Linked DNA regions of Homo sapiens: all the other regions are linked to region 4. Evidence: chromatin loops called from intact Hi-C (ENCODE). Cell type or tissue: mammary epithelial cell. All regions are shown on one strand. Links, peaks and the distances in the headings refer to the core of each region. The heading gives the core; the rest is flanking DNA.

The links. Hi-C counts contacts between places; a loop is a spot of excess contacts. Peaks named below come from ENCODE experiments on the same cell type or tissue, not always from the same donor. Only the 100,000 strongest peaks of a DNase experiment are listed, where the experiment ranks them.
Region 1: a loop joins it to region 4, with 11 times the contacts of the local background. A loop is called at or near these places in 20 of 110 quality-filtered maps.
Region 2: it touches region 4 in a loop (20-fold over the local background); 74 of 110 quality-filtered maps call a loop at or near these places.
Region 3: it touches region 4 in a loop (18-fold over the local background); 47 of 110 quality-filtered maps call a loop at or near these places.
Region 5: it touches region 4 in a loop (17-fold over the local background); 39 of 110 quality-filtered maps call a loop at or near these places.
Region 6: a loop joins it to region 4, with 13 times the contacts of the local background. A loop is called at or near these places in 23 of 110 quality-filtered maps.
Region 7: it touches region 4 in a loop (9-fold over the local background); 13 of 110 quality-filtered maps call a loop at or near these places.

The regions. Positions count from the first base shown.
Region 1 is chr4:15,803,386-15,807,937 of GRCh38, reverse strand. All of the region lies in intron 1 of CD38 (CD38 molecule), which reads right to left. Among named protein-coding and RNA genes, the nearest start is that of CD38, 27 kb to the right of the region's middle. In mammary epithelial cell, for the core only: CTCF peaks have their summits at 1,579 and 2,142 (motif pointing left); a DNase peak (open chromatin) is centred at 2,127.
Region 2 is chr4:15,647,595-15,652,146 of GRCh38, reverse strand. All of the region lies in intron 1 of FBXL5 (F-box and leucine rich repeat protein 5), which reads left to right. It also overlaps a transcript of FAM200B not described here. Among named protein-coding and RNA genes, the nearest start is that of FBXL5, 5.5 kb to the left of the region's middle. RefSeq lists a silencer at 3,390-3,489. In mammary epithelial cell, for the core only: a CTCF peak has its summit at 1,999 (motif pointing right); no DNase peak of the experiment used is centred there; H3K27ac peaks cover 1,121 bases.
Region 3 is chr4:15,954,610-15,959,161 of GRCh38, reverse strand. No RefSeq gene overlaps it. Among named protein-coding and RNA genes, the nearest start is that of FGFBP2, 6.3 kb to the left of the region's middle. In mammary epithelial cell, for the core only: CTCF peaks have their summits at 2,710 (motif pointing right) and 3,305 (motif pointing left); a DNase peak (open chromatin) is centred at 2,731.
Region 4 is chr4:15,477,263-15,481,814 of GRCh38, reverse strand. It overlaps CC2D2A (coiled-coil and C2 domain containing 2A), which reads right to left. Exons shown (of 37, transcript NM_001378615.1): 3 at 3,009-3,092; 4 at 988-1,111. Among named protein-coding and RNA genes, the nearest start is that of CC2D2A, 9.7 kb to the right of the region's middle. RefSeq lists an enhancer at 2,263-2,913. In mammary epithelial cell, for the core only: a CTCF peak has its summit at 2,667 (motif pointing left); a DNase peak (open chromatin) is centred at 2,604; H3K4me3 peaks cover 939 bases; H3K27ac peaks cover 704 bases.
Region 5 is chr4:15,999,791-16,004,342 of GRCh38, reverse strand. PROM1 (prominin 1) reads left to right here. Exons shown (of 28, transcript NM_006017.3): 14 at 3,724-3,847. Among named protein-coding and RNA genes, the nearest start is that of FGFBP2, 39 kb to the right of the region's middle. In mammary epithelial cell, for the core only: a CTCF peak has its summit at 2,767 (motif pointing right); a DNase peak (open chromatin) is centred at 2,752.
Region 6 is chr4:15,880,119-15,884,670 of GRCh38, reverse strand. No RefSeq gene overlaps it. Among named protein-coding and RNA genes, the nearest start is that of FGFBP1, 56 kb to the left of the region's middle. In mammary epithelial cell, for the core only: a CTCF peak has its summit at 1,868 (motif pointing left); a DNase peak (open chromatin) is centred at 1,850.
Region 7 is chr4:15,727,570-15,732,121 of GRCh38, reverse strand. BST1 (bone marrow stromal cell antigen 1) reads right to left here. Exons shown (of 9, transcript NM_004334.3): 9 at 1-382. The coding sequence ends at 277. It also overlaps the pseudogene RPL10AP7. Among named protein-coding and RNA genes, the nearest start is that of BST1, 27 kb to the right of the region's middle. In mammary epithelial cell, for the core only: a CTCF peak has its summit at 2,021 (motif pointing left); no DNase peak of the experiment used is centred there.

The sequences.
Region 1 (4,552 bases), core at 410-4,409, 330 kb before region 4:
TCAAAGGGATCTAAGGGATGAAGTCTCCAATTTATTCCATAGAGAATTGTACAGCTTACATGATCTTCCAGGGAATCATGCCTCACGGATTCTGGATTTAGTTTTCAGAAATAATCCTTTAATCAAGGACATCCTGCTAAGGGTATTCTAGAGATGGAGCTCTTTGTTTTAGCAAATATTTTCAGTCTATCTGCATAGAGCTCCAATAGAAAAGGAGATCAGACCAGCTCATCTGCCTTCCTCTGGTTCCCTCAAGAGCACTCCTCTCCTCAAATTGAGTAAAGTGATCCCAGTCTAGCTGCTTTAGCTCCTTCCTTCTGGGACCTCACATGCACAGGCTGTATTGTATGTGGAGATGTTGATAATGACAAAGCAGTGCAGCCCCCCCTGACACTCAGGAGCTGGCCTGGCCCCCACAGTTGGGCCTTAGTGTCCTTCAGCTGAGCATAATCAACTCCATGGGACACCAGCATCAGACAAGGCCACTGTGTACGTGGCCTATCACCATGATAGACCATGATGTGAACACAAGCAAAAATAGCATCCAAACCATAAAGTAATAGCCAAACATCCTTTTATCATAGCTGATAGGAGTGACTGCCACTTCTTTACTTATTACAGCTTCAGCCTTCTCATTCTTCCAGCCCAGTAGAGGAAATTTATTTAAACATCCTACCACAGACTTACTACCATCCCACTACTTCCTGGCAGCATCCAGGAAAAGCCAGTCTCCTTGAACCTTTCCCCCAAATCTCCTAAAACAAGCCCAAATCCTCAGTAAGTCCTTTCTAACGTCATCGGATAAAACCTGCCCCACCCTCATGAGTCTCTACGCTGAGTGTCCTCCCTTCTTGCAGAGAGCAACAAACCCACCTTTTTCAATTACAGTGTGTTCCTGGTGGTCTTAGGTTGTGGGGGCATTGACAATAACAAACAATCTTGAAGGTGATATTAAAGAATCAAAGGGATTATGACAATTGGACTGCCATAATCAGTGTTTATGCTTGGCCAAAGCTCCGTGATCAGCTTCTGAACAAGACAACTAACCCACTGATGAAAGTTTACCTAGAAGGCTGGAGAAGCCTCGATCTGTTAGCAGTTTTCTGCTCACCTCCGCAAACGGTGACCTGAGGCTCAACACAGCATAGGATGGGCACAAATGTCAAGATTCAAGGTCAATGGCATGTTTTCCCTTTCCTACCATTCTGCTCCTGCCAATAGATCCCAGACCTCTCACTCACCCTATCGCCCTGTACATCATTCCGTCGAGTTCACCTCCCACCACTTTCTTCTGCCTTCTCTGACCTACCCAAGGTGGATTGACTCCAGGTGCTCAGAGGGAGGAGGCAGCACTACCAGGAGAAAGGGATAGTCATGATCACCAAAGAGCATTCACCACCTGCCACTGTGCCAAGTACCTGCCATTTAAATCTCATACTAGTCCATGGGCGGGGTATTAGCATCTTCCCTGTTTTAGAAATAAAGAGACTAAAGCGTTATCACCTTGTCCAAGTGGCAGAGCTGCCTCACATGCCAAACTGTGTTCTTTTTGCAAAGCAATGCTGCCTCCCACAGGAAATTTACAACCATGGCCCTACCCACAGAATAGGATTGGTTCTAACAGAAATGAGGATCTGAGACCCCAAGAGGAGTTCTCATTTCCCTAGATGGTACAAAAGGGTCAGGACCAGAATAGGGCACAGTTATTCCCCAGTGCTGGGGTAAAGTGAGTCAGATAAGAGGGCACGGGGCAGGAAGACATGAAAACACAGATATATTTGGTGGTTAAATCCAATTTGTCTGCGGTCAGCCTACTTCAGGTGTCACAGCTCTGTGCTAGCACCTCTCTCTAAACCTATACCATTCTCACAAAGAGCAACTATGTTTCAAAGTCCCCATCAATTAAGCAATATCACCTTCATAATGTGTCCCTCTCCAGGAAAACTCTCACCCCCTAAATCCTCTTGCCTAAAAGCACTCAGATCTTGCAGGGTAATTACACTCGTCCTTTAAATTTTACAGCTGTCAGTTCCCATAGGGCAGGCTGTCTGGGCTCAAAGAAAACAAGCAGGTTAACTCAGCTATTAATTCTCAAATTTGAGGCTACCAGAACCTGTGTTGAAGGTAAAGACTGCCACCTTGTGGGAGAAGTGAGTGACTGGTGAGAGTCACTGAGACAATTAGGATTATCTAAGTAGAATCTTACAATCAGAAAACTCTTCAGGCTGAAGGAAAGCTTAGAAATCATTAATTCATCAACCTAGCAAATATTTATTGAGCAAATACTAGGTGCTAGAAACACTTGTGAGCACTTAGGGTACATCAGTGAACAAAACACAGGTCTCTGTTCTTCTAGGAGTTTACATTTTACTGGAACAAAGACGGACAATAAACAATAAACATAATGAATATGTAAGTTATAAAGCATGCTAGAAATTTATGAGTTCTATGAGAAAAAAATGTAAAATAGACTAGAATGAATGTCAAGAGTGAGGGGGGAGGAGGTGTTAGTGATATTAAATAGGGTGGCATTAAATACGGTGGACAGTTGACATTAAATAGGGTGGACATATTTGAGTAAAGAATTGAAGGAAGCGAGGACTTAGCTCCACAAACATCCCAGGAACATTCTAGGCAGAAGGAATAAGCGTCACAAGCCATATTAGAAAAAAGTTAACAAACTGGACCTTAACTAGATTTTTTTAAAACTTTGTTTTTTAAAAGTTTTTAAAAGTTTCCATTAAAGAAAATGGAAAGGTAAGTCATAAAATGAAAGAAAATATTTTTAGTACACATCTGAAAATGGACTTCTTTTCAGAATATATAAGCTTCCTACGAGTCAATAATAAGATCAAAAAAACTAATTTTTCTTATCACTTTTAAATGACATGTAATTGCACATATTTATGGGGTGAAGTGACATTTCAATACGTGCATACAATGCATAATGATCGAATCTGTGTAATTGGCATATCCATTATCTCAAAGGTTTATCATTTCTTTGTGCTGGTAATGTACAAAATTTTCTCCTCTCAGTACTTGAAAATATACAATAAGTTATTGTTCACTATAGTCACCCTACAATGCTATAGAACACTAAAACTAAAACTTATTTCCTCTATCCATATATATAATTTTGTATTCATTGATCAATCTCTGTCTCCCTACCCTTCTCAGCTTCTAGTAACCACTATTCTACTCTCTACTTCTCTGAGATCAACTTTTTTAGCTCCCACATGTAAGTGAGAATATATGAAACTTGTCTTTCTGTGCCTGGCTTATATCACTTAACATAATGTCCTCCAGGCTCATCCATGTTGCCACCAATGATAGGATTTCATTCTCTTTTATGGCTGCATTCCATTGTCTATATATCCCACATTTTCTTTATCTCTTCATCTGTTGATAGACACTTCGGTGGATTCCATATCTTCATTATTATAAATGAAACTACAGTAAAGATGGGAGTGCAGGTATCTCTTCGACATATGATTTTATTTTCTTTGGATATAGGTCCAGTAGCGAGATTACTGGATCATATGGTAGTTCTATTTTTAGCCTGTTAAGGAACTTCCACACTGCTTTCCATAATAGCTGTACTAATTTACATTCCTACCAACAATGTGTGAGAATTTTCTTTGTCGCTTATACACTGTTGGTGGGAATGTAAATTAGTTCAACCGCTGTGAATATCACTTTGGAGATTTCTTAAAGAACTATTAATAAAAACTGAATTACCATTCAACCCAGAAATCCCACTACTGGGTATATGGCCCACAGGAAAATAAATTGTTCTACCAAAAAAAAGACATGCACTTATATGTTCATTACAGCACTATTCACAGTAGCAAAGACATGGAATCAACCTAGATGCCCAATAATGGCAGATTGGATAAAGAAAATGTGGTGGTATGTATACACCATGGAATACCATGCAGCCACAAAAAGAAGAATGAAATCATGTATTTTGCAGCAACATGAATGCAGCTGGAGGCCATTATCCTAAACAAGTTAACGCAGAAACAGAAAACCAAATACTACATTTCTCACTTATAAGTGGGAGCTAAACATTGGGTACGCATGGACATAAAAATAGGAATGCTAGGCACTGGGGAGTATAAGAGGAGGGAGGGAAGGAGGAAGGAAGGGTTGCAAAACCACATATTGGGTACTATGCTCACCACCTGGGAGATGGGTTCAATCATATTCTGAAACCTCAACATCATGCAATACACCTGCACATGTAACCCCTGAATCTAAAGTAAAAGCTGAAATGTTTTAAGTTTCCTTTTATCTGCATTCTTGCTAGCTTTGTTATTTTTTCTTCTTTTTGATGATAGCCATTCTAGCTGGCGTGAGATAATATCTCACTGTGATTTTGATTTGCATTTCCCTAATCATTAGTCACATAGAGCACTGTTTCAAATACTTAGTGGCCATTTTATGTCTTCTTTTGAGAAACGTCTGTTCAGATCAATTGCCGATTTTAAAAATCAGATTATTTGGCTTTTTGCTGTTAAGTTCCTTGTATATTCTAGATATTAATTCCTTG
Region 2 (4,552 bases), core at 311-4,310, 170 kb before region 4:
TCTCCAGTTCTCCAAGGTTAACTCCATTAATTCTGTCAGTGAGCATTGGAGTTTCTACCGTCTACTCTGTAGTAGCTTGTACTACAGAAAGACGTTGGCAATGTGACATGTGGTCTCTAGTCTCAAAAAGTTTACAGTCCAGTATGTAATAACATCTATGCTAGGATGGAAATCCAAATAGGGTATAGTGGGAGCAAAGGGAGTTACACGGTCAGCTCCACATTAAAGTGTCAGGAGTGGTCTCTTTGAATTGATTTCTGAGAGAAGAGTAGGCTGTGGTTGTCAGGATGTGGTTAGTTCAGAGATTCCCAGGCTTATATATAAACCAGTTATTAAAAACTCAAGTGGTGGAGGCCTTAAGGTGTGCCCAAATTTTTCAGGTAAGGGTATTAAAAGTGCTGTTTACTTTTATGAAAGAATTTATTTATACATTTATTTATACAGATAGGACATTTTATGACCCAAAACTCTTAAGTGGGAAGAAGCTTAGAGTAATTTGAATATATCCTTTTTTAAAAAATGAGTGAGTATAGCTTTATTGTCAGTTTTCCTTCCCCCCTCCGCCATTTTTCTGCATACCTGTAACAATTTATTGACTGGCATTTGAGAAGATTGGCTTAGTGGAGAAAATATTGAATTGAGACCTGTGGAAGAAGGAAAAGGGAATTTAATGAGTTCTTACTACATGTCTACATTGTTTCTTTTAATCTTCACGAACTACTTAAGCCAAATATTATCCTTCATTTAAAGTTGAGGAAACAGTCTTAGTGGTTAAGTAACTTACCCAACTCATTCAATTAGTAATTAGTAGAGCCTGAATTTTAATCTTAGGATTTTTTTTCCCCTTCGGAAGCCCATGGGTTTTGCATTACCTTACTAGTTCTGCTACTTATTGGTAGCTCTATGATTTTATGCAAAACAGTTTACCTGTGGGTCATCATTTTTTCCATCTGTAAATTTGATCAGCTACTTACTAAGGTTTCTTCACTGAGTATAAGTCTCCCTTGATTAAATTAAAGCATTGTCTGAGTGAGTAGACAAAGTAAAAATGTATTTGGGGGAATAATATATGTGTTTTTGTTATGCCGTTTTCTTATCTATTTTTGAATGTACTGTATCGTCTTTAAGTGACATACCACTTTTGAGAATCAGTTTGAAACCAGGCTGTAATACTTGATTTATCACTGTAGAATGTCTGAGACAGAAAGTCAGTTATAGGTTGGGTGCAGTGGCTCATGCCTGTATCCCAGCACTTTGGGAGGCCGAGGCAGGTGGATCATGAGGTCAGGAGTTCAAGACCAGCCTGGCCAAGATGGTGAAACCTCATCTCTACTAAAAATACAAAAATTAGCTGGGCATGGTGGCGGGGTCCTGTAATCCCAGCTACTCAGGAGGCTAAGGCAGAATTGCTGGAATTGGCGATTGCACTCCAGCCTGGGCGACAGAGTGAGACTCTGTCTCAAAAAAAAAAAAAAAAAAAAAAAAGAAAGTCAGTTATAAATCCTTTTAAAATGTGGAAGATATCATGTTACTATTTGTTAATTATGTGCGTCCTTTTATATATATAAGTTCTTTGTTGAATTTGTGAGGCATCAGAGTATATAACTTTATAGGTCACTAGGAACCTTTATATTTTACTGTAGAAGAGTGCTCTTCAAAATGTGTCCTGTGACCTATTAGTAGTAGGTCATAAATCTCTTTTGTGGGTCCGAAACAGCATTAAAAATTTAAACCGAAAAGTAAATACTAGAGTACATCACAGATAAGAGAGGGAAATACTGTTCCCTGAAATTTGTTTGAAGTGTTTGTGATGCGTGTGAATCTGGATTGCACTATATTTCATACTGAAGGTCATGGTTAACAGTATTTGAAAAACAGTTTTCTAGAGCAACATTTCTTAACCAAAGCATTATTGACATTTTGAGGCAGATGATTTCTTTTTTATGGGGGCTGTCCTGTGCGTTGTAGGATGTTTAGCCACATCCCTGGGTTTTATCCACTAGGTGTCAGTAGTACATTTCCGGTGGTGACAACCAAAACTGCCTCCAGATCTTGCCTTTTATCTCTGGGGGATGGGTAGTGGGGTGGCAAAATTACTGCCTTGGTGAGAGCTGTTGCTTTAGAGCAAGTGTTCTTTCTGACAATTTACTCTCTTGTATCTGAAAAGATAGCTTTATTAATGGGACTAACATTGTGTATGTAGAAAAGTCATAGATGTTAGAGTTTTAGGGACTTGGTCTCGGTTTTGTTGTTCACTAGTTGTATGATGTGGGGTAAATTTTCTTCCTGAGACTCTGTTTGTTAGTCTGTAAAATGAGGATTTTGATATCTACTTTTTAGGTTGTTTTAAGAATTAAATATATAAAAACACTAGGGTAATTTCTCACACATCATTGGCTTCCTTCCGTATGTCCTAGAACCATTAGTGTCCAGGTTTTTTTTCTCCATAAAGTCTATATGTGAAGGCAAACAATTTTAAAAACTATTTATATAAACAGATTTCAAAAAAGTTAAATTGTGTATATTCTGTTTATTCTTTTCTTTCTTTCTTTTTTTTTTTTTTTTTTTGAGACGTAGTCTTGCCCTGTCTCCAGGCTGGAGTGCAGTGGTGTGATCTTGGCTCACTGCAACCTCTGCCTCCCGGGTTCAAGCAATTCTTCTGCCTCAGCCTCCTGAGTAGCTGGGTCTACAGGCGTGTGCTAACCACGCCCAACTAATTTTTGTAGTTTTAGTAGAGGTTAGCAGAGATGGGGTTTCACCATGTTGGCCTAGATCTCTTAACCTTGTGATCCGCCTGCCTCGGCCTCCCAAAGTGCTGGGATTACAGGCGTGAACCACTGTGCCCGGCCCTGGTTATTCTTTTAACTGCTAAATTTACTAACTTTAGGTACCGGGTTAAAAATGTTTGCACTTTTCATGTGGAGAAAAACTGAGTTGGGTAGTATCTTTAAGGACTTTTCTCTCTGTTGCTCTTTTTTTTTTGGCTTTGTTTTCACTTCATCAAATCAACAAACATGTTGAGGATTTAATATAGATAAAAATCTTATTTCTTCAACCTGTTGTACAAAATATTTTGTATTCTCCACCAAGAATTTAACTTGATCTGTTGATCTGTTGATCATTTTTTCCCAGCTTTATTGAGGTATAATTGACAAATAAATATTGTATATATTCAAGGTGTACAATGCAATGCTTTGATATACATGTACATTGTATAATGATTACCAAAATCAAATTGACACATCCATCACCACAAACGATTACCCTTTGTGTGGGAGTGGTAAAGACACAGAGGATGTACTCTCAGCAAATTTCAAGTACATAATACAGTATTATTAGCTATAGTCACCATACTGTACCTTATATCCCCAGAACGTACTCATCTTAGAACTGAAAGTTAGTGTTCTTTTTTCAGCATCTCCCCATTTTCTCCATCCCCTGCCCCAACAACCACCTTTCATATTCTCTGCTTCTGTGAGTTCTACTTTAGATTCCATATATAGTGAGATCATACATTATTTATCTCTCTGTCTCTGGCTTATTTCACTTAGCTGTCTTCCAGGTTCATCTATGTTGTTGCAAATGACAGGATTTCCTTTTTTATGACTGAATAATATTTTATTGTATATATCACATTTTCTTTACTCATTTGTGGACAAGCACTCAGGTTGGCTCCATATCTTGGCTATTATGAATAATGCTGCATTGAACATGGGAGTGCAGATATCTCTTAGAGATCCTAATTTTATTTACTTTGAACATATACTCAGGAATGGGATTGCTGGAACTTATGAAAATTACATTTTTAATTTTTTGAGGAATTTCCATACTGTTTTCCATAATGGCTGTACCAATTCCTTTCTAATGATATTTTATTTTGGTCTGAATACAGAATTAATAACAGAAAAGCCTACTAAATAAGCCTTACAGATGCCTAGGTAGGGCTTATATTCTGTGTTCTTTATATTAACTTATTAAATTATCACAGGTAGCCAGGTGCAGTGGCTTGTGCCTATAATCTCAGCAACTCAGGATGCTGAGTCAGGAGGATCGCTTGAAGCCAGGACTTTAAGACCAGCTTGGCCAACATAGTGAGACCCCGTCTCTAAAAAATAAAAAAGTAACTGGGTGTGGTGCACACCACACCTGTAGTTCCAGCTATTCGGAAGGCTGAGGCCAGCAGGAGGATCACTTGAGCCCAGGAGTTTGAGGTTGCAGTGAGCTATGATCATGCCACTGCACTGCAGCCTGGGTGTCAGAGCAAGACCCTGTCTCAAAAAAATTCTCACAAGAACTCTGTGAAGTAGTTAATATTATTAGCCCTGTTTTACAGATGAAGAAACTGAGGTACAAAGAAATGTAATGACTTGCTGGTAGAATGGATTTACACCTAGGCAATCTTGCCCTAGAGTCAGTGCTTTTAACTACTGTGCTAGGTTAGCTGGATATAGATTCTACCTGTAATTTAGAGTCTCTTTATATAGTTACTATAGTTAATTTGACTGTCAGTTTGTGGCATGAAACTAATCTTTACCTTAATGTGTTATTAGAT
Region 3 (4,552 bases), core at 232-4,231, 480 kb before region 4:
CCTAGCTACATAATGGAGTCACCTGGGGCAACTTTTCAAAAACACTGGTGCTTGGACGTCAGCACCAGAGGTTACGGTGTAACTGGCCAGGGATGGGGCCTGAGCATGTGCAATTTTACATTTCCCCTGGTGACTCTAATATGCAGCCAAGTTTGAGAAACACCGCCCTTAATTAATTGAATTAGAATCTCTGGGGTGTATCCTAAGTAATTTCCAGGCAATTCTATGTGTAACCTGAGTTGAAGACTACTAATATGGCCTCTATATGTAGTTCACACAATTAAGAAATATTTATTCATCATCAACTATGTCCCAGGCACTGTGCAACACATTGGCTAGGGGAGACATGAACTAACCAACTAGGTTTCACATCTTAGAAGTGCAGTGAAGTAGTGGAAACCAAGACAACACATTGATGAGTGTTGGAGATGACACAGAAGGCGGTGGGTGGGGGCAGCCAGGGGACGTTTGCTGGGGTTGAGTTTCTAAAATATATATACATCAAGCATCTACTGTGACATACCAAGTCTATTTCTTATAAGGGCTCTGAGCCTTTCACTCACCCCCTCATATAGCTCTCACTACATCCCTAGGAGGTAAGTAGTTTTATTCCCAATTATAAACCAAGGGACTTGAAAGTCTGGAGAGGTGAGTTGTACACAGCTTGTTAAGAGTCAGGACAGCAGAGAAATCCAGGTTCACCCAATTCTAATGCTCATGGCGTTCAATTTGTAAACATCACAGGATAGGCTGGGATTTGTCACAGACCATTTTTCACCAACATTTTAAACTAACATCACCATATAGCTGACCAGTGATTTTAAAGATGAAAATCTGTGCTACCCAAAGGGTGACAGGTGGGGCAGAGGCATCTGCTTCTGCTGGGGAGCTTTAGAAATGCTAATTCTTGGCCGGGGACGGTGGCTCATGCCTGTAATCCCAGCACTTTGAGAGGCCGAGGAGGGCAGATGACCTTAGGCCAAGAGTTTGAGACAAACCTGGCCAACATGGCGAAACCCTATCTCTACTAAAAAATACAAAAAATAGCTGGGCGTGGTGGTAGGTGCCTGTAATCCCAGCTACTCAGGAGGCTGAGGCAGGAAAATCACTTGAACTAGGGAGGCGGAGGTTGCAATGAGCCAAAATCATGCCCCTGCACTCCAGCCTGAGCGACAGAACAGGACTCCATCTCAAAAAAAATGCTAATTCTCAGGCCCCACCACAGACAAACTGAACCAGAGTATCTGGGGTGAGGCCCAGAAATGTGTATTTTAACATTTCCATGTGTTTTATGCAGAGTAACATTGGCCAAGCAATATTTCAGTCATCCTAAAAGGAAAGGCTTTGTTAAACCTTAAAGCAGATAATTCTGACATAGGCTACAATATGGACGAACCATGAGTACATTATGCCAGATAAAATAAGCCAGTCACAAAGGACAAATACTGCATGATTCCACTGATATGAAGTACCTAGACTAGTCAAAAATCACAGATACCAAAAGTAGAATGTTGGCTGCCAGAGACTATGGTGAGGTGAGAATGGGAAGTTAGTTTAATGTTTACAGAGTTTTAGTTTTATAAGATTAAAAGAGTTCTTGAAGTGGACAGCAGTGATGGTTGCATAACAAATGTAATTAATACTACCAAATTATACACTTAAAATTGTTAAGATGGCATATTTTATGATATACGTATTTTATTTGAATTTTATAAAGAAATTTTAAAAAAGAAAAGGAAATTCTTTTCACCAAAAGGTGCTGAAATAACAGCATATCCATGAGAAAAATATGAATATCTACTATTACTTGATACAAAAAAATGAACTGAAATTTGTTTATACACTGAAATGTAAAGGGTGGTTTCTCCCTAATACTGGGGGTGCTCCTTTCCTTCGACAGTGACATAATCTATTTGTTCTAATTCAGTAACTGCTACATCCATCTTTATTAATCAAGTACTCACCCACACCCAGGCCTTCCTCATTGATGGGTCACCAATCATGAGGGCTGGGAACAGTAGTAGAACTCAGCCACTGAAAGAGTTCATTACAGTTCACAAATTCTAGCAATTAATCATATGATCTTCCATATTCAATAAGCCAAACCAGGGAGTGGTAGAAGCAACAGATTGGAGTCACCCTCTTTGTGTTGTCACTGATGGTGTCAAATAATGATGAAACCAGTGAAGATTCCCAGGTGGTAGGGTCAATTTAAAAAAAGAAAAAGAGCAGCGGTTGAGAGATTTTATGGTGAAATCATAGACATAGAGAACCGATCTCCCTGAATCCCTGCCTCTTCTGTCCTGATTTTCTCCAATCACCTCCTCCAAGGGGAATGTTTCCTCTGAGGATCAGCTGCATGTAATGCTCACATTGTCTGCTAAAGATGTGTAGGACACAGTGCCGATAACATCATTTGTCTAGTAATTTTCTCAGTCACATCTTCCAAAGTCTATCTTACCACTTAAAAATGACGCCAACCTGAGACCAAGGACATGAAATGTGCATTGAATGTTTTGTCCATTAGCCCACTACTGGGGGCACCATTGCTGTGAACAGTACGGCATCGTCTAATTACAAGTGAACCGGATACTAAGCCAAGCAGAGAATAGTCTCCAGTGCCACTACGGTGTGGCCGGAATCTGCCAGCTTCACAGAATGGCAACTCCATGATGACAGTTGTCAATTGCCACTGCGTACCAGTAATGGCCACCAGGTGACAGCAGAGGACCAACGTATTGTATTTGCCAGACAAAGTCAGGCCCCACCCCCAGAGCTAATGATCCCTGTCACCTTTAGACTGAGAGATCAACTGTGGAGAGGAACCAGAGGAACCACAGTCCCAGTAGGCCATTTTATTCTCTGTGGCACTCAGATGAGGTTTAACTTTTGAGTCTATTGTGTTAGTGGCAAGATTACCATCTCCAGTCCAATAATGGATTGAGGCAGTGATGCTGGCCACCAGGGCTGGAGGGTCCAGTCACCCACTTGGCTTCATGTTGTCTCACCTCATATGCATCCCTTCCATGGCATCCACAAGGGTTACAAAAATGTCTCCTGAGGCTGCAGTAGTGGCTGTCAATAGCTTATAGCCCCATAGAGGAGTGTCCTTAATATACCGGTCAGTTGTCACCAACCAGACAGCTTGCTGGCTGTACCCAAGAGTAGGTGAAAAAGGCATGTCTGGTTCTTACGAGCACTGAATAAGGCAAAGGTAATGGCTTTCCATATAGCTCATTGGGCTACGGGCTCCTCCTGCAGCAGCTCTTCCAGAGTTGTCTCTAGGGCTAGATGGCTGCTGCCACCAGGTGGACACCAGCACTTTTAGTCTTCAGTAAACCAAGCCCCAGCATCCTCACAGACTTCCTGGGAGTGGTCTCCAGGTAGTCAAAAGCTGTCCCTCTGAGTAATCAAGAGAGGGACAAGAAGACCCTAAAGGTGAGGTCTCAACTTACTTGTGTAAGGAGAATTATCTATGAGACCAGACTTGCCCTATGAAGTGTTCCACTTCCATTTAATATGAGAAATCTGTGCATTTTCGATTCTGCCCTTAGTACTTGAGGGGAACCTGACAGGTGGGGCTTTAGTTTTTACAAATAAGGCAAATAGTTGTCCAATTAATCAAATGGATGGATTTAAACTGGTGGCATTGACCTACATGATCTCCACTATACATTCCTGCACTTACGTTCAGCAATTCAAAGGTTATTTGATTTGGGGGGCATTTTGGACACTAGGACAATTATTGACATTTTTCACAATTATCAATCACACCTTCTGCAGAAAAAATTTAAGTGATTCCAGATGATGCATAAATTATGGCATCTAGCTGCTTTGAATAAAATGGCTAAGAAAAATATGAGCATAAAAATCCTTTGCTAGGTGACACAGTTTGGCCCTATCTCCACCCAAATCTCAACTTGAATTGTATCTTCCAGAATTCCCAATGTGTTGCAGGAGGGACCCAGGGGGAAGTAATTGAATCATGGGGCCCAGTCTTTTTCCCATACTATTCTCATGATATTTAATAAGTCTCATGAAATCTGATGGATTTATCAGGGGTTTCTGCTTTTGCTTCTTCCTCATTTTCTCTTGCCGCCACCATGTAAAAAGTGCCTTTCACCTCCCACCGTGATTCTAAGGCCTCCCCAGCCATGTGGAACTGTAAGTTCAATTAAACCTCTTTTTCTTCCCAGTCTCAAGTATGTCTTTATCAGCAGTGTGAAAATCGACTAACACAGTAAATTGGTACCAGTAGAGTGGGGCGTGGCTGAAAAGATACCCAAAAATGTGGAAGCGACTTTGGAACTGGGTAACAGGAAGAGGTTGGAACAGTTTGGAGGACTCAGAAGAAGACAGGAAAATGTGGGAAAGTTTGTCACTTCCTAGAGACTTGTTGAATGGCTTTGTCCAAAATGCTGGTAGCAACATGGACAATAAATCCAGGCTGAGGTGGTCTCAGATGGAAATGAGGAACTTGTTGGGAACTGGAGCAAAGGTGACTCTTGTTATGTTTTAGCAAAGAGACTGGTGGCATTTTGTCCCTGCCCTA
Region 4 (4,552 bases), core at 223-4,222:
GAGTTTCTGCATATTTAATTTCCATTCTAATTAACACTCCCTAACTTATGTATTGTTAGTCCATTTTGCATTGCTATAAAGGAATATCTGAGACTGGGTAATTTATAAAGAAAAGAGGTTTATTTTGGCTCACTGTTCTGCAGACTGTGCAATAAGCATGGTGCCAGCATCTGCCTCTGGTGAGGCCTTAGGAAGCTTTCACTTATGTCAGAAGGGGAAGGGGAAACAGGTGTGTCGCATGGTGAGAGAGGGAGCAAGAGAGAGGGGAGGAGGTTCCAGGCTCTTTTTTGTTTGTTTGTTTTCTGAGATGGAGTCTTGCTCTGTTGCCTAGGCTGGAGTGCAGTGCTCCGATCTCGGCTCACTGCAACCTCCACCTCCCAGGTTCAAGCAATTCTCATGCCTCAGCCTCCCAAGTAGCTGGGATTACAGGCATGCGCCACCACGCCTGGCTAATTTTTTTGTATTTTTAGTAGAGATGGGGTTTCTCCATGTTGGTCAGGCTGGTCTTGAACTCCCAACCTCAGGTGATTTACCCGCCTCGGCCTTCCAAAGTGCTGGGATTACAGACGTGAGTCACCGTGCCTGGCCTGCCCAGGCTCTTTTTAACAACCAGCTCTCCTGTGAGTGAACAGAGCAAGAACTCACTCATTACTAGAGGACAACACCAACCAATTCATGAGTTGTGCCCTCATGACCCAGACACCTCCCACTAGGCTCCACCTCTAACATTGAAGGTCACATTTCAGATTTGGAGGGGACAAACATCCAAATAATATTATGTGGTTATAGAAACACATCCTGAAGCTATGTGTTCTGTCTCCTTGGCAGGGATTAACCTAGAGTCACTCACCAAGTTGGGGTAAAGTGGGTGGAGCAGCAGTGGCAATGCATGAAAAATAACACCCATAAAAAATCCCTATACTGCTCTGTGCTGAGCTCACAGTAGGCAGTTAACAAGCAGTAGCTGAATGGAAGAGGGGCACTTACTCCGTGGGCCTCTCCGGACTGTCATACTCAGGAGGCGGGTCTTGGGCTCCTCCTGCACAGGCTCCTGGGGGTTGCCAAGGTGGGATTTTTCGGACACCATTTCCTTGGGGACAGCAGTTGGTGGCTGGAGGAAGAAGGTCAGAGGTTCAGAGACTCCCAGGACTTTATTTGAGTCTGTTCCTCTCTTGGGAAGATGGGTCACCAGTGAGGGGACAGGCCTTAGTACTATTCACATCTGGATAACCACAGTCTCTGTCACCTGACTCACTGTGAGTACCCACCAGGGAAGAGGTGCCAACCCAGAATTTCTCTAGAAATGCTTTTGTGAAATTATCAAGGCGTCCCCAAATAACGTTATTATTTTCACTTTTTCTAGGTAAAATATGTAGAGCTCTGCAGGAATTTGGAGGAAAGAGAAACAGGAAAATCAGTTTGTTCCCAACTTCAAATAGTTTGCAAACAGCAGCTAAAGTGTTACTGGGTAATTCAGGGGCAAATATTTAGTCCACCCTTTGGACACCCCCCAAGAATAGCCTCTGGTTCCTTCCCCACACTCTCAGTGAAGGAAAACAAGGAAGCAGAATTTGCAATAACACCTTTGAGGACAGATAGACTAAAGCTTGCCTCCAAACTCAGACTGACTGTGGGACTTTGGGCAAGTTAGTTAACTTCCTTGTACACTGCTTTCTTATCTGTAAAAGAAAAATAATAAAAAGAGCCCATTTTTTGAGATGCTACAATGTTTGAGTCACTGTAGAAAGCACAGAGATTCTGACGTAAATAGATGGCCCGGGATGGAACTTATTTAAACAAAAAGTCCCCATGTGATTCTGATTCTGGAGTGCAACTACGTTTCTTGCAATGCTCCCAACCTATAAAGTTCCAAGCCTGGCCCATAAATTGCTCAGCATTTGAGAGCTGTTATATTCCCTTCTCCATCCTTGCCCCTTTCTCCTCTTCAGTCTAAGCTCCGTGGCAGCCTTGGCACTAGTCACCCACTTGCTCACTGTGCCTGTGACTGTGGAGCTAAAGGCTTGAACCCTTTTCATCTACTGCCTCCACAGCCCCTGGCCTTGGGCTGCACGGCTGCAGACTGACCCCACAGGAAGGGGTTAAAGCTTCGGAGCTGTGTCTGGCTGTGGGTCTCCTCAGTCCCCAGGAGTGGCCAGAGAGCTAGCCCACGTGGCCAGGCAGTACCTCCCCAACCACCTGGACCCTCCCTTGAAAGGCTGAAAGTGACTCCTCTGCCCAGATTGCCCCGAGGAGTGTGCTGAGCAAGGGGGGAGCTAGGAGGGAGGTCTCTTCTGTCTCCCTATGACCTCTTCATCTCTCCTGGCCACCCCTCTCTGCAGCCCCTTCACGTGACTGCTGGCTCAAAATGGCGCTTCTCTCCCCTCCCTCCCCTGCTGGCATCTTGATTGTTCCAAGCAGAGCTCCCATCCACAATAGCTGCTTCCCTGCCTCCCTTCTCAGAGGACAACTTCTTACCAAGGACTTACCTTGAAAAGATTTACCCTGCACGGGATGCTCCCAGCCTAGGAGGGGAACTCCTGCGGAGAGGTGGGGGAGGATCTGCCAGCAGGCTCGGGAGAAAGGAGTTGGCTTCTGCCTCAAAGACAGAATTTGGGCTTGGAGTTGGAAAAAGAGGGAGTTTCCCAAGATTTGTAATCGTGTACTGCCATCTACTGCCCATCATAGTCCATGGCCTTCAATGAAGCACTAAAACAGGCTCCTTCCATCTTTTCTAGAGTCCTCTCTCAGGAGATGGGAGAAAACTTAGAGTAAAAATGCTCTAAGTATGGACCCCCGCCTTATTGTGAGGCTCATCTATAAGTCTCTGAATCAGGCTCCTGCACCCTGGACCACCCATCTGCATCCCCGCCTCACAGCCCCCCAGAGCAGGCCAAAAGTTGGTACCAAAAGAAGGAAGGCTGCCCTTGTGGATTCTGTATGGCCCTGGGGATGCAGGCGGGTTGTTGATCAATGACAATACGCAGACACAGTTTCTTGTCACTTCTTACCTGTTTCTTTCTTGGCTGTCTTCGAACCTTTGAGTTCTTATTCTGTCTTCCCATGTCTGCATCCTCATCATTTTCAATGAACTCCTTTGTGAAAATGCAAAAGGGAGAGAATCTTAAGACAGGAAGAGAGGTATGACTTTTAGGTATTAAAATTAAAACTCCCATCTTGACCCTGGGCTTCTATCCAGTAATGCTGAGTGTGAGTTGGGGGACAGTTAACAATCTGTGCGGCTCTCATCATCCACTCTTCTCAACATAGACATGTTTTCGAAAAGTCGTATCCATATTGGACCATCATACACGAGATGATGTTGGATCTTCCATTGTTCCAGGTCCTCATTCATGCATACAGCATTTATTGAGCATTTACTATGTTCCATGCTCTTGGGACACAGAATTGAAAGCCACATGCTGTCTGCTCTTAAAAGTTACAATCTAAGAAAGGCGACTAACAAGTGAATCTGCTAGGACAGACATCACAATCATATTAGGGATTTCACCGGTTAAGTTTTTCTGCTTTCCAGCCTTACCAGCAGGAAAAGGATAATAATGATACATGTTACATCATCACAAATGCTTCAAGTTAAAGGAAATTTTGGCAGATTTTTTTTTGAAAAGGAAAACAATCCTTTAACAGCGCAAACTTCGTTTCCTCTTTCCACCTTACGCTTTCTAATATTTTAGTCATAAAATGTTAGAGCTGAAAGCTCTAAAGTCTACGAGCTCTAAAATGTTTTAGTCCTAGAGTTTTATAGACTGGGGCACAAGTGCCCCTGGGTGAACAAAAAGTTGCAAGATAAACAGAACCTCTCTGGGGTACACAAAACTTACTAGATTTTTTTTTCCTAAAATTAGGATTTTTTTGTTTTTATACTGAAACAAATTCGGAACACAAAGTATGAATTTTAAGGATATATAATTTCAAAGAAATATCATGCAGGTTTCTGGGCCAGACCTCAATTACTCCTGACTGCCCTTGGCCACTGGGGTTAGGGAAGACATGAACCGCAATAACAGAGGACGGAAGTGAGGTCGAACGAGAGAATAGCCTTGGTTTGGGCCTTTCCTTTGTGTATGTGACCTGATCTCTGACTTGTCCTCTGAGCTGCATCCTCACTCTGGACTCCTTCTTTGGGCCTGACTAATAGGGAGTGTTCTTAGTTCAGGGGATTCGCCAACTTAGATTACAAGAAGATAATTATATTGAGGTGTGCAAGCATGGCTTTTAATTCAATTCTAAGTTTTTACTGACTTAGAATGGACTTGTGAGAAACCTACGTAATGTTTTGCTTTTCCGTGATGTTTTCATCCTCTATTCTAACTATCCAGTAGGACTTCAAATAAGATAGAACGTAAGTTCCATGAGGGAACAAGGTTTGTTTACTGCTGTATTCCCAGGGACTACAGGCACAAAATATATTTGGTTATATGAATGAATAAGCAAATATAAATTTATGTGGGTTTGTTGGTACTTGATCTTGCTTAAAGTTTTTTTTTTTTTTTTTGAGATGGAGTCTTATTCTGTCGCCCAGGCTGGAGTGCAG
Region 5 (4,552 bases), core at 343-4,342, 520 kb before region 4:
ACTAATTCTATAGACATGGAGACCTGTGGCATGGAGGCCATAGGATTCATCTCAGCAGCAGGAAGAAGGCTGGTAACTGTCAGATGTTGTTTGATTCATTTCAAGGAGTCTGCAGACTTAGGGTGGCTATGATTTCTTTATTGTTGAATGCAACCAGTCAGCATGGCACGCTTTGCTGTGCTTGGCAGAATTCTCTGCTTCTTGAGGTATCTGGTAAACAACTGGATAATTGCAAAAGGAGGAGATGATACAAGCGTCATCAGTCTAATCAGACTAATTAGAAGAATGCAGTTTCTTTTTTTAAAACTGTTTACTTGCTTGTAGAAACCAGAAAGAGTATGTGTAGTTTTGTTGCAACCAAAACACCACCTGCTCTTTAAAAATGGTGACACCATCCAATCAAGAGCATGGTCTCTTTCAAAACCAAGCAGGAATTCTTACCTCCCAAAAGGATACCAGTGAAAGATCTGGAAGGAGGAAAGTCAGAGAGCCCTGGCTCTGCTCTGATCTTTTATCTTCAGATGGTCCCAGAAGCATTTTATTTTAATTTTATTTTTGTGGAGACAGTCTTGCTTTGTTGCCCAGATTGGTCTTGAATTCCTGGTCTCAAGAGATCCTCCGACCTCAGCCTCCCAATGTGTTGGGATTACAGGTGTGAGCCGCTACCCCTGGCCCCAGGAGCATTTTAGCAGCTGAATAGGATGCAGTGGTGAATGTATTATCTGTTGCAGGGGGGCGTAGGAGGCCTCTCCAGAGATAAGGAGATCTAACAGAGGCACAAGCATCTCGTGATTTGAAGCCCATCATAAAACTTCCCATTTTAGGTATTGACAACAATGCCAAGAGCAGCCACAGGTATCACAAACTGGGCACATTCCTATGGCTGGTGGCAGTTTCTGAGGTTATGGAAAGCAGTTTGTCAGGCTATATAGCAAGGGCTGTAAAAAGACCATGATGCTCTTTGCCGAATAATTTCCATTTTGGGGAATCTAGGTGAAGGAAGTAAGCCAAACTGTGAAGAAATCATCATGAAGAGGGAGGTGTTTTGCAGTATTAGTTATGATAGTGAAGCACTGGAAACAGCCTACATGTCCAGCTGTAGAAGAGTGGCCAAGTGAGTTATGACACATCCATGCGTGGAAGATCACATGGCCCCTGAAATGATAACTAGGTGACAGTCCTAATTTGTTGACAAAAGTTTCTAAGATAATGCATTTGAAAGGGGGTCAGAAAATGATGCATGTATTATCCTAACTGTGCAAATCAGGGGTTAGTCAGCAAGCTTTTCCCAAGAAGGGCCAAGTAATAAATATTTTAGGTTCTGCTGGCCATACACAGTCTTTGTCGCATATTCTTGTTCTTTTTCACCTTCTTTTGCTCTTTCATCTTACTCTTATTCTCCCCCTCCTCTTCCTCCTTTTCAATATTTTCAGTACACATTAGCCATTATCTCACTAACCTTAGAAAAACAGACCTTGGGCAGTGGTTCCCCTACCCCTGATCTAGGAATGTGCATATTTAGAAAATAAAGGCTGGAGATAGTGACTGTATGCGATTTAGAGTAAGAGTCATGGTGCCCTTTTTAGACAGCTGTCTTGGTTTATATGAGTTGTTTAACTCCAACACACAGACACACATGCTCAGACAGGGATCCTGGCATGGCCCTCACTCACTTCTTCTTTGTGCTCTCCCAGACTCAGAAGCCTTGTAGGTCAGAGAAAGTCAGGCTGACCTAGGCCTTTCCAATGAACATTACTTGCTATTTATTTTAGTGAAGATACACAAATATTGTAATTATGGCTTTGGCATCTGCAGGCAAAGGGGAGAATCGTGCCCTTAGGAGGGGATGCTGTGGTGATTGCGAGCATCAGCCCACACCCTTCTGAGGCTCCTTCCTAGTGTGCACCAGTGATGGTATTTGATTTGGCAGCTGCACCTAGATCGATTTAAGAGTTTGTTCTCTATGTCTACATCTAGACAGCTAAGCACTGCTAGAGAAAAGCTACGCACCGGGTACATTGGGTATCCCTACAAACTTAGGATCTCCTGTCTCAAATGGACTTGCCATAGTCTGACAAATCTTTTCTTTTATTTCTTTTGTTTTCTTCCTTCTCTTTCTGTTTTTTTTCTTTTTCGACACCCCCCACACTTTCCTGCAACAGTCTTTTCACTCTGATACGTCCATTTTCCTCTACTTCACCCCTCTCTCAGCAGATGGCTTTACCTCCTTCTTCTCAGAGAAAATAGAAGCCATCATGCAACTTCCCATCATCAAACTTCCAAACACACCTGCTCTCAAACACATCCATCCCTTCTCTGCAGTGCCAGAAGCAGAGGGATTCCTGCCTGCTCAGGTTGATCCCGCCAGCTATATTCTCAATCCCATTCCTTTCCCTGATCCTGATAAAATGGATCATCCCCTTTCTTTTCCATGTCTTTATTCTCTTCCTGTCTCCTTGACTTTCACTCAATACTTAACCAGGCTCTGTTCTCTCCCTTCTTCAGAAATAAAAGCAGAAACTCTTTACCCACACTGCCTCTTCCCTATAGCTCTCCTTCCCCCACACAGGCTCTCAGAGGAGTGATCTGCGCTTGCTGCCTGTGCCCTCCTCTCCTGCTGACTCTCCGGTCCACTCCGATGTGGTTTCCTCCCCCATGACTGCACTTGTTTCAAGTTGGCAGTGACCTCTCTGTGCAATGCAGACAGCACATTGGTTGGTGACAGCCGACCATTCCTTCCTCCTGCAAACACTCCTTTTGTCCCCTAGGTGGCATCACACCCACATAGTTACCTTCCTACTTCTCTGCCTCATCATCTTGGTCTGGTTTGCTGGCCCCTCCTTCCACCACCCATCTTTGTAAATGTTGAAGTCTTCCAGACCCAGCCCTAGGCTGTTTCTCTCTCCAAGCCAGCCCTGGGGATAAATGACCATGGCTAAGCTGCTGGCTCCCTAAGGTACATCCGAAACCCAGATATCTGAGCTCCAAACATACTGACTCCTACACAGTCTTTCCATTCAGTGTCTCTGGCAACAAGACCAACATCCAGCCCATCTTCTCTTTCCTTCCAGAGCATCAGCGCTCCCTGGCACTGCCCTTGGAGCCCTTCCTTGCCTCTACCTCTCGTGTTCAGCGCTTTCCGAGTCCTGCTGCCTCCTATATTATGCCTCCTGTGTCTCCTATATTACATCTCCATCATCCACCAACTCTCCACCAATCCTGCCCCCTTAGGCCACCCTCATGGGCCATGATAACAGCCTCTGCAATGATGTCCCATCCACGTTGGCACCTGTCCAGTCTATCCTTTACACTGTGCCAAGAGTGCTTGCGTTCAGAGAGAAGTCGGGTTGTGCTCCTCGTGTGCTTTCAGCCCCTTATTGGCTACCCCTCGTGGGTCCCCAGGCCCCTATACAGTACATCCCCGCCTTCCCTGGAGCTGTCCCTCCCCAGGTCCCCAGGCCCCTATCCAGTGATCCCCCGCCTGCTCTGGAGCTGCCCCTCCCCAGGTCCCCAGGCCCCCATCCAGTGTACCCTTGCCTGTCCTGGAGCTGCCCCTCTCCAGGTCCCCAAGCCCTGTGTCACTCCTAGGTGGATGATCTGTTTCACCTGAATAACACTGAAGACCCCAGGGCTATTTTATAGAGTATAGGTAGATTTAGTAAGTATCAGTAGGTAATATTGAATCATTCTTTGTTGAATTACTAACTTTATATTTTTTTCCAGTGGAGTTGGATTAAGTTTCCTCTTTTGCTGGATATTGATGATCATTGTGGTTCTTACCTTTGTCTTTGGTGCAAATGTGGAAAAACTGATCTGTGAACCTTACACGAGCAAGGAATTATTCCGGGTAAATATGATTTTCTACCCATTATGAAAGGACTTGAACAGAAACTTGGATTTCTTCATATATTGTGCATTACTTTAAGAGCAGTGCAAACTTATAAGCAGTTTGGTTTAAATTCAGTAAATTTCTTGAAATTATTAAATTCAATAAATTTTCAAATATTCAATAAATTCAGTAGATCCTTTCTATTTGTAAGAGAAAAAAAAATATGGGAGCGTCCTTATTTTCTGATCATAAGCGAAATCAGGGTCAGGAGTTAAAGTCCTGCCGCTCAATGTGGATTGCAGTATTTGGGGAGAAAAGAATTTTCCTCAGCAGTAGTTTCCAAATGTGGCTGGGAACATCAGAAGATCAGTTCCCAGGTTCCTCCCACACACCCTGGGAGATTCCCAGGTGACAGAGGTGTCCACACAGATGAGCCCTATATTTGAAGGGAAAGAGACTGATAAGCGGATGACTCGTGGCAGAGGGCTGACCTGGCACACGTCTAGTAGTGCCACCAGGAAATGAATTCAAGCTTCGCTTTCTCCCTCTCAGTCCAACTCCCACCGACTCCGGGGGACCAGTTGGCAGTTTTGCTTTCTTCATTAATGAGGAAATTTTGTTGTAAGTGTCTGGCTTCTAATTGTGGCTTTTCTGTGTTTTTTTTTTCTCCAGATTCTGATTTTTAAAATATATTTCTATTTCACTCTTTCATTGTATATACAT
Region 6 (4,552 bases), core at 190-4,189, 400 kb before region 4:
GAGGCTATGGTCCCGAATATGCCCCATGTGTGCCTCTCTGGTCTCATAGCCTTCTGCTATTATTTGTGTGTCTCCAGAAGCAATTGGCTCAGGAGTTCCTTAACCTCTGCCTGCATACACTTGAATGTAGTTGACTTCCCAGCAGTTGCATGTCCTGCAGCCAAAGAAAATGCTCTGGTTTCATCCCATTTGCTCTTGGAATGCCATTGCCTCCCCCGACAGTTCCAAGGGTGCCTAGGTAATGCTGATGTTATTCTGTTCAACTCTCACTCTAGATTTCTTCTCTTGCTGAATTGATATCTCTGCTTGCCTGTTTGCTTGTCTCCTTGCTGTATGGCTAGGCCATATTGCAGATGAAGGTTTGGGGGTAAGGGCAGGGGGACTTTTCATAGTGTTGAGAAATAAAAATAAAATTCTAAGCCCCCCAACCAACTGAATGAACCTCTGCTTGGCCAGGGGGCCCCAGAAAAACCTTGAAAACTGAGTTCCCAACCATGACAGGATGGGACATCAGACACACCTCGTTACAGCCCCTCCTTTGATAATCACCATTAAGCTTTCTTCCCTAAGTGTTAAACAGAAACCAGCCCTTTCGAAGACTTGCTCTGCCACTGGTTTCAACCAACCGCCTGCTGCTACTCCTCCCTTTTTGTGGGCTTAACACAGAAACTGACCAGCATTCTCTTCTGGTAAGAAATCCTGGACCATGAAGTGGTTCTGGCCAGTTGATGGAGCCTGCGTGCTGAGTGCTTTCATGTCCTTTGCTTCACCTTTTGACATATAAAGTCTAATTGTAGTACATCTAAATGTGAAGCCTCCACCCAAAGCAAACATATAACATAATGTTAGCTTACTGCACATGTGCATGCCTCCCCTTCATGAATATTCAGAGCTCCTCCTACAATCTGTTGAATATGTCTACTTAGCCAACCTGTTCAGCATCAATTCCTGCCTCATCCTTCCCTCTCTCAAAATGCCTGCTTCCAGCTCTTGCCAGAGGCTACATTTCCAAGCCTGCAGAATGGCCAGCCTGCTGGAGGTAGCTCTTTATAAGAAACAAAGGTCTCCTTTCCAAATTTATTGATTCTTCAGTTGACAGTGGGGAACATGAAACCACTTAAAACTGATAATGAGACATCACTGTTCAAAAGTCCCCAAACGACCCTCCAACAGTGACTGGCTCCTGGGCTGTCTCAGTCCTTGCTCTCCATCCTGCCCCCACGTTGTTGGGGCAAATGTCTCCTGAGAACCTCTCCCAGCTCCCCCTTCCCTAAGTTCCAAGACCCTCACTCTCACTCTCCTGGGCATCTCCAAAAACTGAAATTCCTGTTGGCATATTTTATAGAACTCCTTAATGCTTTGATTGTCATTTTCCTCTTCTAGGCCCTGTTCAAAGAACCTCATTCATCTCAAAGGTAAAGTCCTTTCCAAGATTTTGCCTGAACCAGGGTGCCATGAAACCAGGTCTTGCTTTGAGCTCAAGCTATGATGGCATTTTGTCCTACATCCAGTTCTTAGGGTCCCTCCTGGATAATAGCTCCTGTATGTAAAAAAGAAATAGAAAATGGATTCCTTCCCATGCAGCTGGAGTAAAGCCCAGAGGTTGTAGGGTGGGATGAGATGGTTCCTCCTGCTCCAGGGATTTCTATGAAACGTCACTTCAACTTGATTATCACTGCTGCTGCCCTTGCTTCTGCTCCTCCTCTCTGTCACCAGGTGTATAGTTTCCTGTGGCTGCTGTAACAAGTCACCACAAACTTGGTGGCTTAAAACATCACACATTTATTCTCACAGTTGTAGAGGCCACAAGTCCAAAATTAGCTTCACTGGACTGAAATCAAGGTGTTGGCAGCACACATGCTCCCTCTGGTGGCTGAAGAGCAGAATCTCTTGCTGTCCTCTTCCAGCCTCTAAGAGCTGCAGTCCTTACACTGCTTGCAGGTGGCTTCCACCACTATTTTAGAAGGCATCAGAGTAGCATCTTGCCCTAGTGGTCACATTGCCTTCTTTGTCAGACCTCTCCCTGCCTCCTTCTTATAAGGACACTTGTGATTATATTTAGGGCCCACCTGGATGATCCAGGATACTCTCCCATCTCAAAATCCTTAATTTAAGCACTTGTGCCAAGCTTATTTTGCCAAACAAAGTTATCATTCATACATTCCAGGGATTAGGGCCTGGATCTCCTGTGGGGCATGATTCAGCTACCACACACCTGTCCTGCTGTGCTATTCCAATGGAGCATCCTGCTGCCTGGTACGGGATGCCTCTCTCAGTCCTCATCATAACGGCCCCTTGCGTTTCTGCTGACCTTCCATCCTACATGATTCTCCAGTCTCTCTGGCAGCATTCGGGGAGGAAGGATCGATCTGGTGTCCGCTCACTGGGCTGAGAAGAAACAGCTACCAGATGCGATTCCACCCTTGGGGCCATTATCCTGGAAACAACAGACATTTTACCTTTTATTATTTTTTTTCTATATGCTTTTCCCAAAACTTTTTGCTCTCTGGGCAAAAACCAGGACACATAATAAAATGGTAGAAAATGTAGCAGAATCTCAAACTGCAGGTGTTCCTACCAAGAGGTCAGCATAAATCCATCAACTGTTTGCTGAGCCTCTGCATGTGGGTTACACCCGTGTTTCATAAACAACTGTAGACATCATCAGGGTTACTTCCCACACTTTATTAAATTGGAAATGGCAACAGGAAACGGGAAAACAGGAGAGGGACTATATTGCTATTTAGTTCCTCGGCACATAAGAAAGTGATTTAGAGGGAACTGGGAGGATTTCTGACCCTGCTAATTTGCATTCTGGGATCTGCCAACTTTTTGCCCATGTCATCACTGATAGTGGGTCAGTGTTCTAAAATACTAAGAGGGAAGATTCATGAGTCAAATTGCCTGAGTACATACAAGTCATGGTGCAGCCACTCACTAGCTATGCGCCTTGGGCAAATGATGAACTTTTCTACTGTGCCTCAGTTTCCTCGTCTAGAATATTAGTATCTGTCCTGTAGAATTATTTTTGGAATCAAGTGAGCTAGTACATAGAAAGCACTTTTAATACTCCCTGGGCCTTAGCAAGCTGAACTATGGTGCTATAATAAAGGGAAAGGTATGAATACATTGAAGATGAGTAGACTAGGACTCAAATCTGAACTCCCATACTTACTACTGGGAGTACAACTTGCAGTAGATGAGGAGAGATCTAGCAATTAGACGATTTTTGGGGTCATCAGTATATGGATGGTATATAAAGCAATGAGATTAGAGGCAAGAAAGGAAGTGAATGGGGCTGGGCACAGTGGCTCATGCCTGTAATCCCAGCATTTTGGGAGGCCGAAGTGGGTGGATCACCTGAGGCCAGGGATTCGAGACCAGCCTGACTAATATGGTAAAACCTTGTCTCTACTAAAAATACAAAAATTAGTTGGGTGTGGTGGCGGGTGCCTGTAATCACAGCTACTTGGGAGGCTGAAGCAGGAGAATCGCTTGAACGTGGAAGGAGGAGGTTGCAGTGAGCCGAGATCGCACCCTCGCATTCCAGCCTGGGTGATAGAGCGAGACTCCATCTCAAAAAAAAAAAAAAAAAATGAAAGGGAGTGAGTGTACATGGAGTTCAAGGACTGAGATCTGGGTCTACAACATGAGACCTGGGTGAAAAACAGGAAGCAGCAAAAAGGGGACAAAGAAGGAGTGGGCCATAATACAGGGCATCAACCGAGACAACATGGCATCCTGGAAGACAAGTGAGGAATTGCCAGGGATGCAGTGACCAACTACACAAATACCAAAGTGAGCATTGATGAAGGACCAGTGGACTTAGCAACATGGAGATCATTATGACTTTGGCAAAAGCTCTCTTGTTAGAGTAGTGGACCAGAAGGAAGACAGAATGAGTTCAAGAGAGAATGGGAAGCGAAAAAGTAGGAGTCAGTAAGTTTAGTCAACTCTTCCATAAAATTTTACTATGACAGGGAGCTAATAAACGAGTCTCCAAATGCAGGGGTCCAGAAAAACTGATTTTCTATTTGTATGCCTATTTTTGGCTAAATGTGAGAATTAACTGCATGTTTGTAGGCTGACGAGACTAACCCAACAAAAAGGAAAAAATATATAGAGAACAGAGGGGAATTTCTGGAAAGTGTTCTTTAAAAGACAACAGGAGTGAGATCTAGTCCACAAAGTGATTGGCTTTATATATCGTCTATGCTGGTAGCTGAGAACAAAGAGTATATGGGTACAGATGCTGGTTTATGGAAAACCTCTCTGATTCTGTTTTCTTATCCCTAACTGCAGCTTATAATGCTAATCTCATATAGGTTATATGGGGACTAAATGAGTTAACATAGATGAGTGTCTGGTTTCAAGCAGCACTCAAACAAATGGCAATCCCTGACTTGTCACATTGTCCCTAAGTCACAATTTTCCAGACCTGGGAACCTCTCCACTGAAAGGTTGTGCATATATTAGATAATTGCAGAAGCTAGTGAGTCTGGATTTATCCATAAATAACTCATCAGACTTTTAAAACACTCCACTTTTAATA
Region 7 (4,552 bases), core at 340-4,339, 250 kb before region 4:
AAGCAGTCTGACTCCCAATGCTTTGTGTCATTATACAAATAAGAAAATAACTTGCTTTAATTCTAATGCAGCATTTTTTAACCTGCTAAATAGAACTAACTTCTTGTTTCTGAAATCCTGAACATATGCCTCATTGAAATACCATTTTCAGGACATCGTTTTCCCAGCAAAAAGCTTCTTTAGATAACAGAATCATTTGGTATACACAGAACACGAATGATGACTGCAAGGGGAGGCTGCAGGGCTGGAGGAGGGTTAGAGCAACACAGTTTCCAGTTACAGTTGAGTCCTGGAAGCCAGCACCAGAAAGAGGGGAATGATAAGACCCGCCCTTTGTTCTGTATAAAGACTTGGGGCTTTTCTTTGAGTAGCGGCTGCTGCCCTGCAAATTAACAAGGAAATAGAGAAAGTGTCAGTATTGGTGTATGGAATCTACGCTCAAAAATATATGTGCAGTATTAGTCTCTTTTCTGGTTAGCGCGGAGCGAGAAGCCATGAGCAGCAAAGTCTCCCGTGACACCCCGTAGGAGGCGGTGCGCGAAGTCCTGCACCGAAACCAGCGCAAGCACCCCAAGTTTCTGGAGATGGTGGAGTTGCAGATCAGCTTCAAGAACTATGACTCCCCAGAAGGACAAGCGCTTCTCGGGCACCGTCAGGCTTAAGTCCACTCCCTGCCCCAAGTTCTCCATGTGTGTCCTGGGTAACCAGCAGCACCGTGACAAGGCCAAGCCTGTGGATTTCCACCACATGGAAAACGAGGTACTGAAAAAACTCAACAAGAATAAGAAACTGGTCAAGAAACTGGCCAAGAGTATGATGCATTTTTGGCCTCAGAGTCTCTGATCAAGCAGATCCCACGAATCCTCGGCCCAGTCCTAAATAAGGCAGGAAATTGCCCCTCCCTGCTCACACACAAGGAAAACATGGTGGCCAAAGTGGATGAGATGAAGTCCGTAATCAATTTCCACATGAAGAAGGTGTTATGTCTGGCTGTGGCTGTTGGCCACGTGAAAAGGACAGACAATGAGCTTGTGTGTAACAGTCACCTGCCTGTCAACTTCTTGGTGACATTGCTCAAGAAAAACTGGCAGAAAAACTGGCAGAATGTCCGGGCCTTATATATCGAGAGCACCATAGGCAAGCCCCAGTGCCTATATTAAGGCACATTTGAATAAATTCTACTGCTACCAGTATAAAAAAAAAAAAAGCAAATTGTGCACACTGTGGAGAAATGTACATAGTATATAGGAAGTTATAAAGTGGAAAGTAAAAGTCTCTTAGTCTCCCCATTTGCACTTTCCATAGAAAACCAACTTTGATAGTTTGAGTTCTCTTTCCAGGAATGCAATGAACACATGCATGCTGAACCTGCTCAATATAACTAATTCCTATTTCTGCAATCCTGAGCACACACGTCATTGAAATACCATCTCAAGACATTCTTTCCTGAGCAAAAAGCTTCTCTAGACAACAGGACCTGCTGCTGCCCTGCAAATTATCCTTAGATGTCTTTAGATATCCTTTTATCTAAGCACAAATGGAATCTGCAACGTGCGTTCTTCACCTAACATCATATTTTGAACATGCTTCCATATTGGTACACAGGGAGTTAACTCATTCTTCCTTGTGGATGAATTCTTATTGTACGGATGGAACACAGTGTTAGCCAGGTTTCCTACTGATGGCTATTACATGATCAGAGTTTAAGTGGTGAAGAAAAACCTGTCCTGACATGAAGACATCAACAGAGGGCCTGCCCAAAATATGGACCCTATTCATAGTAAACAGTATCTGGCCACTGGGTTTGTAAAAACAGAAATTACTGAATTCTTTTAAACCAACTAAAAGATGAATTTTAAAATTATGAAACCATCTAATGTTGGCTTGGAAATATATCCCATGGCTCTGGACTAGTGGCCCTGTCCTTAAAAGTTCCTGACTCCATTTGAATGCTGGTCCTCTCTTTTTTGCTAAAGAAATCTGACCCACAGGTTTGTATTAGTGCTCCACCTACCGGACATTTTCTACAATTGCACCTGTGATGCAGTTAATGTCCCAGACTCGATTCACTCAAAATTTAAAATTACTTTTGCTTTCAAATAATTAACTAATTAACATAAGGTTACATTTTTCTTTACTTTTTTAAAAAATAAAATAACACATAATTAGATACACTAATAATGACAGCCTCCCTTCATCTTTTTCCAGTTTCTATTCCTTTGCCTAGAAGGAACCCACAGTTAGGTGCTTGGAGTTTACTTTCTCAGACCTATTTCTATCACTTACATCCATTATCATGCACAAATAGAAACATGCTGTTTTGCTTTCTTCTGGTTTACATGTCTCGGTTCATGTTCTGTGCATTGGTTTCTCACTTTGTAGCTTAAAAACCTTTTCTTGTCAATGTGAGACTATACTTGAGGGGGTAACTGCACTATTTGCAGTTACTTTGATTTTTAAAATTGATTCTTGTTATTACATTTATATACTCAAAAGCCTAATTTTCCCATGCCCTTTTATTTAATTTATAAATCACATTGTTCTATTTAAAAACCTGGTGAACTCTGACAATAACTCTTAAGGATTTGTCACACTTACTTAATTCCTGTGATGTTTTAAACTCAAGTTATTTCAGGTTAAGTTATTATTATTATTATTATTCTTTGAGACAGGGTCTCATTCTGTCACCCAGGCTGGAGTGCAGTGGCATGACTACAGCTCGTTGAAGCATTGACCTTCCCGGGTTTAGAGAATCCTCCTGCCTCAGACTCCTGAGTAGCTGGGACCATAGGTGCACACCAACATACCCAGCCAATTTTTTGTTTGTTTGCTTGTAGAGGCGGGGTCTCGCCATGTTGCCTAGGCTGGTCTTGAATGCCTGGGTTCAAGTGATCCTCCCGCACTGAACTCCCAAAGTGCTACGGTTACAGGCATGAGCCACTGGGCAAGGCTTCAGGTTATTTTCAACTTAAATATTAAAATATTACATCTTTTTTAAAAAATATTTTAAATGACTTTAAATTAGCAAAACTTTCTCAATTACTTGATTGTAGTAAACCTAATAAATGTATAAAATTTAATCTTAATTCTTTTACAAATTCCAATACTGGTTCAAAACTTAGTAAAATTCTCTTATAACTTCCTACTAAAAATCCCAAGCCTAAAATCAGTTACTTGGCTGAGCATGGTGGTTCACACCTATAATCCCAGCACTTTGGGAGGCCAAGGCAGAAGGATCACCTGAAGTCAGGAGTTTGAGACCAGCCTGGCCAACATGGTAAAACTTCATCTCCACTAAAAATACAAAAATCAGCCAGGCGTGGTAGCTCACACCTGTGGGCCCAGCTACTTGGCAGGCTGAGGCAGGAGAATCACTTGAGCCCAGGAGGTGGAGGCTGCAGTGATGAGCCAAGATCAAGCCACTGAACTCTAGCCTGGGTGACAGAGCAAGACTCCATCAAAAAAAAAAAAAAAAAAAGGAAGGAAGGAAGGGAAAAGAAAATTTTCCAGTAGTGCTGGCTTGCTCCTGTAGTCTCAGCCACTTGAAAGGATGAGGCAGGAGGATCACTTGAACCCAGGAGGTTGAGGTTACAATATGCCATGATCACACCACTGCACTCCATGCCTGGGTGACAGAGCGATAACCTGTCTCCAAAAAAAAAAAAAAAAAAAGAAAAAGAATTAGTTACTTAATAGTAACCCATATACTGGCATCACAGGTTTAATCCAACAGCTGTTCTTATATGCTACATTCTCTAAAATATTGCCAATAATTAAATACCAAAACATACAGATTGTCCCTAAATTTACCACAAAACTATTAATAAAATGGGTGGATTTACATCAACAGTTGTTTATTTCATTTGAAACCTTTGCAGATTAAAAGCCCTTTACCCCACTATTCCTAAACAAGTAGAGATGAGTAGTCCTGTCTCTGTGGCCTGGGGCATTTAGGATAGAGCCTTCCAGCTAAGTTAAAAGATCTGATGTTTGCCTTTGGCCCTTAGTGCCACACTGAGTCCTCATTCCAGTACTATATGTCTGTTTTCTCATATCATCACCAATCCTGCAGATTAAAAGTCTACTGAATTTTTGGCCAATATTATAACCTATAAGCGCTAAGGTTGGTTTTTTCCCCTTGGATTATTCATGGGGTCTTCTGCTTGCTGTATGATTATCCTACCATTGTCTTTAAGGGCTATATTCTACTCCCTCCAGTAAGTGTACCCTTTGATGTAACTGTTTACTTGTCAGTGGATATTTGAGTCCAGTTCCCAGTATTTCAGTATTATAAAGAATGCTCTGGAGAACATATTTGAGCATATAGGCTGTATGTGCATTTCAAATCACTTGTTTGGAATAGGGCACCAAAAGTACCCTAAAGTGTGACCTAGGTCAAAGACTGTGATATTTTTCTAATTCTTGACACATATTGTCAAATTGTTTTCCCAAAGCACTTTATCAATTTACAGTGACATCAAGCATTGAATAACATCTCTAAAACATTTTTCTGCTATGTTTTAATGTATGCCAAGAAAGTTTAGGTGAAAAT